Regions from separate parts of the Mus musculus genome. Here region 2 is linked to region 1. Evidence: chromatin contacts called from ENCODE Hi-C or POLR2A ChIA-PET data. All regions are on one chromosome and are shown on one strand. Each heading gives the region's core, a stretch centred on a gene start or an enhancer-like site at or near the end of the contact. The rest is flanking DNA. Distances are from core to core; before and after follow the strand shown.

What was found. A loop is a pair of places that touch in the nucleus more often than their neighbours do. ChIA-PET counts read pairs that join two places held with the same protein, here RNA polymerase II (POLR2A).
Region 2: a map of heart shows a loop between it and region 1 (3-fold over the local background). The contact joins the promoter of Phf1 here to the promoter of Crebrf in region 1. A Hi-C loop is called at or near these places in 1 of 37 maps with a recorded cell type or tissue (heart). POLR2A ChIA-PET finds 5 or more read pairs at or near these places in 2 of 5 experiments (both embryonic stem cell).

What each region holds. Positions count from the first base shown.
Region 1 is chr17:26,713,177-26,717,195 of GRCm38, forward strand. Crebrf (CREB3 regulatory factor) reads left to right here and starts at 2,474. Exons shown (of 9, transcript NM_029870.2): 1 at 2,474-2,598.
Region 2 is chr17:26,929,995-26,934,427 of GRCm38, forward strand. It overlaps Phf1 (PHD finger protein 1), which reads left to right and starts at 3,133. Exons shown (of 15, transcript NM_009343.3): 1 at 3,133-3,540; 2 at 4,200-4,374. The coding sequence starts at 4,216. Kifc5b (kinesin family member C5B) reads left to right here. Exons shown (of 11, transcript NM_053173.2): 11 at 2,110-2,585. The coding sequence ends at 2,154.

The DNA.
Region 1 (4,019 bases), core at 1,224-3,723:
TGGGTATCAGGGTCTTACGTGTGGTTGGCACTCTGAGGGAGAGGTTTACTATTTTATTTTCTTCCTATGGAGCTACAGTTACCTATTAATCTGAAGTCCAAAAAGTTTGTTTTAGCCCAGCATGGTGGTCATGCTTGTAAACATGTGCTCAGGAGGCAAAGTCAGGAAGACTGTCACGAGTTTGAGGTTAGCTTGGTCTAGGGACTGTTAAATTGCTAGTTGCCTAGAATCATTACTTGCTATTCAGTCTACAACTGGTCTTCCGATTGATGTCCGTGGAATTGTCTAATGCTGCCACTGTTCATTGTGTGCTTACTGTACGCCAGGCACTCTGGTAAGTGCTTTATATGACTTATTTTTAAAACAATCGTTTTCTTTTTATATTATATATGCAGCATGTATACAGATTGTGTGCGTGTGTTTGCTTAAATTTAACTCCTGTGTATGAATGTAGGCATGTACACATGTTCCATTGTCCACACCGTTTTAGATAGGGTCTCATCATCACTGTGTGCCAGGCTGGCTGGCCTGTGAGTTTCTGGGGTTCTCTTGTCTCAAACTCCCATCTCCATGAAGGAGTGCTGCGATTACAGATGTTCCTGATACACGTCCGGCTTTCACATAGGTTTTGGAGATTCAAATTCAGGTCCTCACATTTGTGTGATAAGTGCTGTACCCACTAAGCCATCTTACCAACCCTATGTAAATTATTTCACCCAGTTCTTACACCAATCCCATTTTTACAAAGGTAGAAATTTAGCTTCCTGGTTCACATGTGGTAAAGCAAGGATTCCAATCCAGGTTACTATTAAGCCTGTAACATAGTGACTGGCTATTTAATGTGCTTGGCATGGAGAACATAGGACAAGAGACATTGCTAGTCCCACCCCACCTTTGTCAGGATTATGATCTAGGCAGACTTTTTATCCCCAAATCCATGGTTGCTTGCTTTTGAACCAGGGAGCAAATTACAATGTAGTTCACACTCACCCTGAACAGAGACACACCTGCCTCAGGCTCCCCAGTGCTGAAGTCACAGGTGTATGTCATCACCTCTCATCCCAGACCATGATGGTGATAGTGAGACGCTACCACAATGGTTCTCAACCTGTGGATTGTGACCCCTTTGGAGGTCCAATGACCCTTTCACAGGGGTAGTCTAAGCCTATCAGAAAACACATTATATTACGATTTATAACAGTAGCCGAATTATTGTTTTGAAGTAGCAATGAAAATAATTTTATGGTTGGGGTCACCACAACATAAGGAACTTTAGGAAGGTTGAGAACCACTGATCTACCACTTGCCTGAGTCTTTGTGCATGGGGGAGGGGGAGTCTTAATTTGGCGGGGAGCGGAAGGTTACTTTGAGACTTGGTCTTATCCGGGCATGCAATTCAGTGTAGCTAAGAACACACTTCAATCTTCCTGCTTCCTTATCTCCAGTGCTGAGATCACAGGGGTCAATCACAATACCCCCTTCCTACATCCTCGCCTGCTTTGAAACCCCGAGTACTCCCAAGGGAAAACTGTTATTTGAAGGGAATCTGATGAGGTTTCTCTGTCCTTTAGTCTTCTTTTCCTATGCTTAAGAAAGTATGTTTTTCTGTGTCCATATGTGTGTGCGGGTGCAGACCAGTAACCCTGCACCCAGAAGACTAAGACAGGAGGGTCCAGAGTCTAAAGAGATTTCTGGAAACACAGGCTGCTATAATTAGGTAGGTTGTTTCCTTGAACAATAATTCTCCTGAGGTTTGTTTTTGTATTTTTTTTAAATAGTTCTCTTATCGTATGTGTCTGTTCGGAGAACTATTTGGGATAATGAACCTACCACAAACTACACATCCGATAAAATATCAACAGGATTAAGAGGCGTAAATCATCACATTATCACAGGTTAGACAGTCTTGTCCATAAAGCATCTAGTAGCAGTTTCTACAGCTGAATACAGGTCCTATCCCAAAGATGTATGCAGCCGACTCAGGGTCTGGGGATCCAGACTCAATAAATATGAGTTGATGAATGAACAAACAACTGAAGGCCAATTCAATCGGGGAACAGGAACGTCATTTACTAAACAGAATGTCGATGCAGCCCCCTACTAATTAATATTCCTGTAATCCCCCGTGGTTCAGTTAAACTGTAAAGTGGGCATTTGGACTCCTTGGCCTTCATCTTAGTTCTGAGGCTACAGACTGAATATGGAAGCCTCTGAAAAGAACATCACGCACGAACGCGAGCTTACTGCTCGCTATCCCCAGCGGCCCACGCCCACGCTCAGCAGCAGCCTACTAGCCCCCGCTCCGCCCTCTCTTCCTGGTTTTCCCCAGCAACCCGCCCCTCTGGTGTCACGTGACGGGCGCTAGCCCGGCCGAGCCTCTGATTGGCCAGACTTCAGGGCGCCTCGCGATTGGCCTGGGGCGGCGGGCCCCCGCCTCCCTCCTCCTCCTCGCCGCGGCCCACGTGAGGGGGGCGAGTCACGCGATTTCCGGGAACCCGTCAGGAAGGACATAAACAAAACAAACCGAGGCAGCATGGAGACGGCCCGCGGCCGCGTAAGCGCGGCCGGATCCAGTGCCTGAACCGCCTTCAGCCTCAGGTGAATGCCGAGCGGTCGCACGGGCGGGCGGGATGCAGCGGCAGAGAACCGCGGGTGAGAGGCGCGGGTGCCCGGCTCCGGGAGAGCGGGGCGGGGGCCGCCGGGCCGAGGGCGCGCGGAACGGGGTCGCCGATGCGAGCCGAATCGGGCTGCCCCCGCGGCCGACGGTTATATAAAGGGCGGGCGCGCGCCGGCGGGCGACCCCGTTAGGGCCGTGCCCTTTGCGCTCCCGGGAACCAGGGATCGCGACTGCCGGCAGCCGGCCTGTCAGAGCGGCGAGCGGGTGGGAGGGGCCGGGAGGGAGGAGAGGAGAGGAGAGGGGCGTGTGAGGGAGACCGGCACAGCTAGTGTTCAGAAGGCTCCGGACGGAGGAGCGGACCGGGAGAACTCTGGGCAGGGGCGTCGTGGGGCTGCTGTTCCCCCCGGCCCCTCCCCGGAGGCTGCGGGACTGGGGCCTCCCTCTCGGGATTTGTTTATATGTCCTCTCTAAGCAGCTTGAAAAGCCCGGAGGCGGAGCCCTCGCTGTCGAGTGGCGGCCGGTGCTGTCCAATGGAGGAGGCAGACGGGGTCCGTGGCGCCAATGGGCGCAGGGAGGCGGTGCCGCGCCCCCCCTCCCCCCCAGTAAGTTAGGCTGTGCTGGGGGTTGGTCCGACAGGGCGGCCATATTAGATGGGAGGGGACGGGCCTGGGGACGGGGGTTGTCACTGAGCGGGGCGGAGACGGGGCAAAGGGCGAGGAGCCGAGCCGAGCGGGGCGCGGGCCGGGCGGGCTGGGTGTGGGCTAGAGTCCCGGAGGGACCCGGAAGATGCCCGGAGGAGCCTGACCCGGCTCAGCCGCTCCCGAGTGGAGGCGGCCAGGGAAGTAGCGAGGGCAGTCTAGCCTCCCAGGGGGCGGTTCCTGGGTCTAGATGAAGCTTGGTCTCTGGCGTCTCCTTCTTGGTCGGCTCTCCGCTGCTTGGTAGATCCTGCCACCAAACCCTTTAATCGCCCACCTTTAACCCAAGAAAACAAACCGTTTTGCTACTTCTGAGCAGGCCTGAATCTTAAGACTACCTTAAGGAGGTATTTCTGTAGTTAGGGGTGTGTTTCTGTACCAGGTCTCCCGTGTAGAGGCAGGCATTCAGAGGAACTTCTGCTTTTCTGGGTATTGCAAAGAGAAAATTGGGACTGGAAAAGCAGACAAAATTGAGTGAGCGGCGTTTCTATCCACCCCCCCCCCAAAAAAAACAAAAACAAAAACAAAAAAAAAAACGTGGATATCTTCCAAAGATCAGGCCCTTGTGTTTCAAGTCTTAATTTGCCTCCCTTGCTCACATAAATTGGAAGCTAACATACTTAATGAGAAAACAGCCTTGAGAAAAGTATTTAGGTCTGATGAGTCTTTAGACTTTTGTCTATCCAGTATCAGCAAATGAGAAAAAG
Region 2 (4,433 bases), core at 1,883-4,382, 220 kb after region 1:
ATCAGAGTTAGAATAGCTGTAGCCTGTTAAGCGTTAAAGGTATGGACTAACTGACGCTGACATGGGAATGTGCTGTGCTGAGGTGGACATGCATGAGGTGAAGGGAAACATGCATGCAGACATGCTGTATAGGAAAAGGTGCATGCAGCTCTTTTTTGGATAAGTATTTTGTGTGCTTGTATATGTGTGCACTATGTGTGCCTGGTGCCTAAGGAAGCCAGAAGAGGAGGCTGCATTCCCTGGTACTGGAGTCATAGACAGCGCTGAGCTGCTGTGTGGTTCCAAGGACCTTTGAAATTCAGCCTGTGCTCTTAATCTCAGGACCTTTTTCCAGCTGCAAAATTTATTTATTTCTTTATTTATTAATATTTAGCTGTGTGTGGTGGCACATGCCCTTAATCCCAACACCTAACTAAGATGCAGAGACAGATAGATTTCTGAGTTTGTGGCTACCTTGATTTACAGAGTAAGTTCCAGGACAGCCAGGGCTACACAGAGAAATCCTGTTTCAAAAAGAAAAAAGAAAAAAAGAAAAAGGAAATAAAAGTTGTATTTCATGTGACTGTTTTGCCTGCGGAGGATGTTTGTACATTTGTACTTGGTATCTGAGGAGGTCAGAAGAGGGCATTGGATTTCCTGGAACTGGAGTGGGTTGTTGTGAGCCACCATGTAGGTGCTAACAACTGAACCCAGGTCCTCTGCTAGTGCTTTTAAATACTGAGTTGTCTCTCCAGCCTCAAGATGCTGAATCCTCTATAGGTTTTCATTATTGAGTTCCTATCCTGAGTGACTCCATATGTGCCCATAAGCTTTTATTAGGAAGGCATGCATTATAGGTGTGTACATACTTGACACCCATCCGTCTTTGATCATCACAGTGCTACATCTTTGGTCAGTATGAGGACCTTCAAGTTAGCTCCTGTCTCATTTCTTTGGGCTGGGCAAGCTCTCTACCACTAAATAAAAATCCCACCACTCATGTATCCTTTGATCTGTACCTAGTAGTCTATGTCTCCAATTTTCTTCTGTGGTGATTTTTTTTTTCCTCAGGAGCCCTAGTTTTCCTTCTTTCTTTCTTTTTAATATTTATTTATTTATTATATGTAAGTACACTGTAGCTGTCTTCAGACACACCAGAAGAGGGAGTCAGATCTCATTACAAATGGTTGTGAGCCACCATGTGGTTGCTGGGATTTGAACTCAGGACCTTCGGAAGAGCAGTTGAGTGCTCTTACTTGTTGAGCCATCTCACCAGCCCCTCTTTCTTTTTTTTAAAGATTTATTTATTTCCTGTATGTAAGTGTACTGTCACTGACACACCAGAAGAGGGCATCAGATCTCATTACAAATGGTTGTGAACCACCATGTGGTTGCTGGGAATTGAACTTGGGACCTCTGGAAGAGCAGTCAGTGCTCTTAACTGCTGAGCCATCTCTCCAGCCCCAGGAGCTCTAGTTTTCAAAGGAGTTTAATGTCTTGACAGGAGTGCTTTGGTGTGTCTAGTCCAGGGTGTTGCTGAAAATGGAGACCTCTCTGCTACTGTAGTTTTTGTGTAGGTGTCTCAGTTAGCTTTCTAATAATGTGATAAAACTCCATGATCAAAAACAAGGTGAAATAGAAAGAACTAGTCCATGTCCAGGGATGTCAGATCAGTAACTTCTTTAGGCCATAATGGAGTGCTGTTTACTGCTCGCTCCTCTTGGCTTCCTCAGCCGGTTTTCTTACCTCATTGGGGAACCACCTTTTCAGGGGTGGCACTGGCCCACACTAGGGTTGGGTCCTCCAACATCAATCATTGATTAAGAAAAGGCTTGCTCACAGGCCAATCTGATGGGATATTTTCTCAATTGAGGTCCCCTCTTCTCAAATGAGGAGTAGCCGGTGTCATGTTGACATAAAAACTAGCCAGCACTATAAAGCTTCGTCTTTTCAGTCCGGTCTCTTCCAGGCTTAGTGGACATAGCATCACCATCCCTCCAGGGGGCAGGCTGGACCTGCTTCCATAACAGAGACTTCAGAGATTCAGATGTGGGCCCAGCACGGGGCAGAGTGGGAAGGCTTCTCATCTGTAACCCTTGACCTTGTGTGACCCTGTTTATCTGTCCACAGGTGAACCAGTGTGTCATTGGTACTGCTCAGGCTAATAAGAAGTGAAGTCGGATCCAGAGCCCTTGCAAGCCAGTGCGCATGCGTCTCTGTTTTAGTGTGTATTTATTCGGTGGGGGTGGGTGGGAGTTGAGACATGATATTACTGGGTATTTATTATGTAATAAAGAATAATCTTTTGTATGTTAATCCTTTTCTTAATCTTAGATTTTAAAAAATTGTGTGCAGTTGTTTTGCCTGAGTGTATATGCATGCACCATGTGCATGTCTCCTGCTCCAGTGAGTTCAGAACAGGGCTTCAGGTCCTTCAAGAACTGGGATTATGGAATACATGTGGGTCCTCTGCAAAATCAGTCAGTGCTCTTAACCGCCCAGCCATCTTCCCAGCCCGGCCCTTGTTACAGCTCTAAACGGTTTTATTAACTTAACGGTTTTAGCTGCCAAAGGAAGGTATTGTAAATAAATACTGTAAGCACGTAGAAATGTCCATTGTGATGTGTTTGCAGAGTGAGGCTATGGGCTTTCACTTGGTGGGGCACACTTTGCCGTCCTGATGCCTCTTCTCTACCCTTCGGCACTGGGCCCTCTTAACAATTTCTTAGGACTGCCAGGCCCCAGCCCCAGCCCAGAACAGGAATGCTCTTGTCTGGTGTGACTGCCAGTGCACTCCACAATCTCTTTCTTTCCCTGCCCACCGGTTCGAACCATGGTTCCGTGCCGCCTAGTGCCTATTGGCTGGTGTGGGCACGTCACTAACTCAGTACTAGTTCCAAATAGCCCCTTGTCCTTTCCCTCCCAGGAGGAGCAAACCTACACCAGTGCTCTCGCGGCCGGAGGAGTGGCCGTGTGCCCAGGTGCGGCGCACAGGCGGGGTTACGCGTGCGCAGAAGGGCGGGGCGACAGGCAGCGTGAATGGGGAGGGCGGTGCCGCGTGCGGAGGCGGAGCTTGGAGTGGCCACGGGGGCGGGGCAGCTAACGGATGTGGCATGGGGCGGGGCCCGGCCCTGACCTGCAGGCTAGCTGCCAAGAAGGTTATTTCCTGCTGACCCAGAGCAAGCCTCCCATCCGAAAAAGGGGCTGCAGGGATTTCCTCGACCTCCGCGACCGGCCGCGCCCCCAACAGCGCAGCGCCCTCCGGGCCCGCTGGAGGTGAGGGAGGTGCTGCCTGCCCGTCCCTCTGTCGTCTCCTCCCCCTGGTGCTCCCCACCCTCCACTCTCCTCCCTCCTTCTGTCGACTCCTCCTGCCGCTGCTGCTGCTTTGGCTGCTGCGTCATACGCCCCAGAGCCGCCAGGACGGAGGGGCTGGGCCCGGGGACCCCCTGGCCTCCGCCTGCACGCCCCCCGGCGCTCACACTCAGTCTTCCCGCACCGGAGACTCATCCAGGTCTCTTGAGTCTGACCCTACCTGGCTTCCAGCTGCCCCGGCTGTCACCGGTAAGGAGGAGGCGGGAGGCCTGGAGAGGGGGGCAGGGAGCTGGGGGTCGGTGAGGAAGAAGGGTTGGAGAGCCTCCTGGTCTCAGCTTAGGGTCTGTGCTGGGGCGACTCAAGTCCCTCCTTGGACTGACAGTGTAGGGGAGTAGAGACTTGGACAGGGACACGCCCCCCTCTTGGGGCACTCAGGGAAGTTATCTAATCCCGGGTCAGAGAGCCCCAAATTTGAGGGTGACCTAACATCACCTGGCACCAGGGTGGTGGTTCTAAATAAGACACACAGGCCTGGGGAGGCAGCTGTTTCTACTCGGGAAACGTCTTCAGAAAAGCTCCCAAAACATCTCTGGGCAACAGATTGCCCCATTTAGGATCCCTGTAAACAGCTGGGCAAGGTGAAGCTAAGCGGTAACCTTGATTCCGCAAAGATCATTTCACCTGAGTCCCTAGGAGCTGGGAAACTACAAAACGAGGCAGGGGAGATGGAAAAGAGTAGAGTCGAGAAGCTGACCAGAGCCACCCACCTTTATAGGGCTCAGGATTAGAAGACTGGGGCGTTGGAGCTGCTCCACCAGGAACAGGGTTTCTTTATCCATAAGAGAAAACAACGAGCTCAGGGAAACTTTCTCAGCACCCATAACTCTAACCATCCTATCTTGGAATAGGCCCCCCCAGGATGCAATGGCGCAGCTCCCCCGGCTGAGCCGTTTGGGTGCCCCCTCTCTCTGGGATCCAGCTTCCCCTGCTCCCACCTCAGGCCCCAGACCTCGGCTTTGGGAAGGCCAAGATGTGCTGGCCAGATGGACTGATGGGCTGCTGTACTTGGGTACCATCAAAAAGGTAAGACCCACCTCTGATCTCACTGCCTTCCCAGTCTCCAGTCAGTTCTCATTCCCATT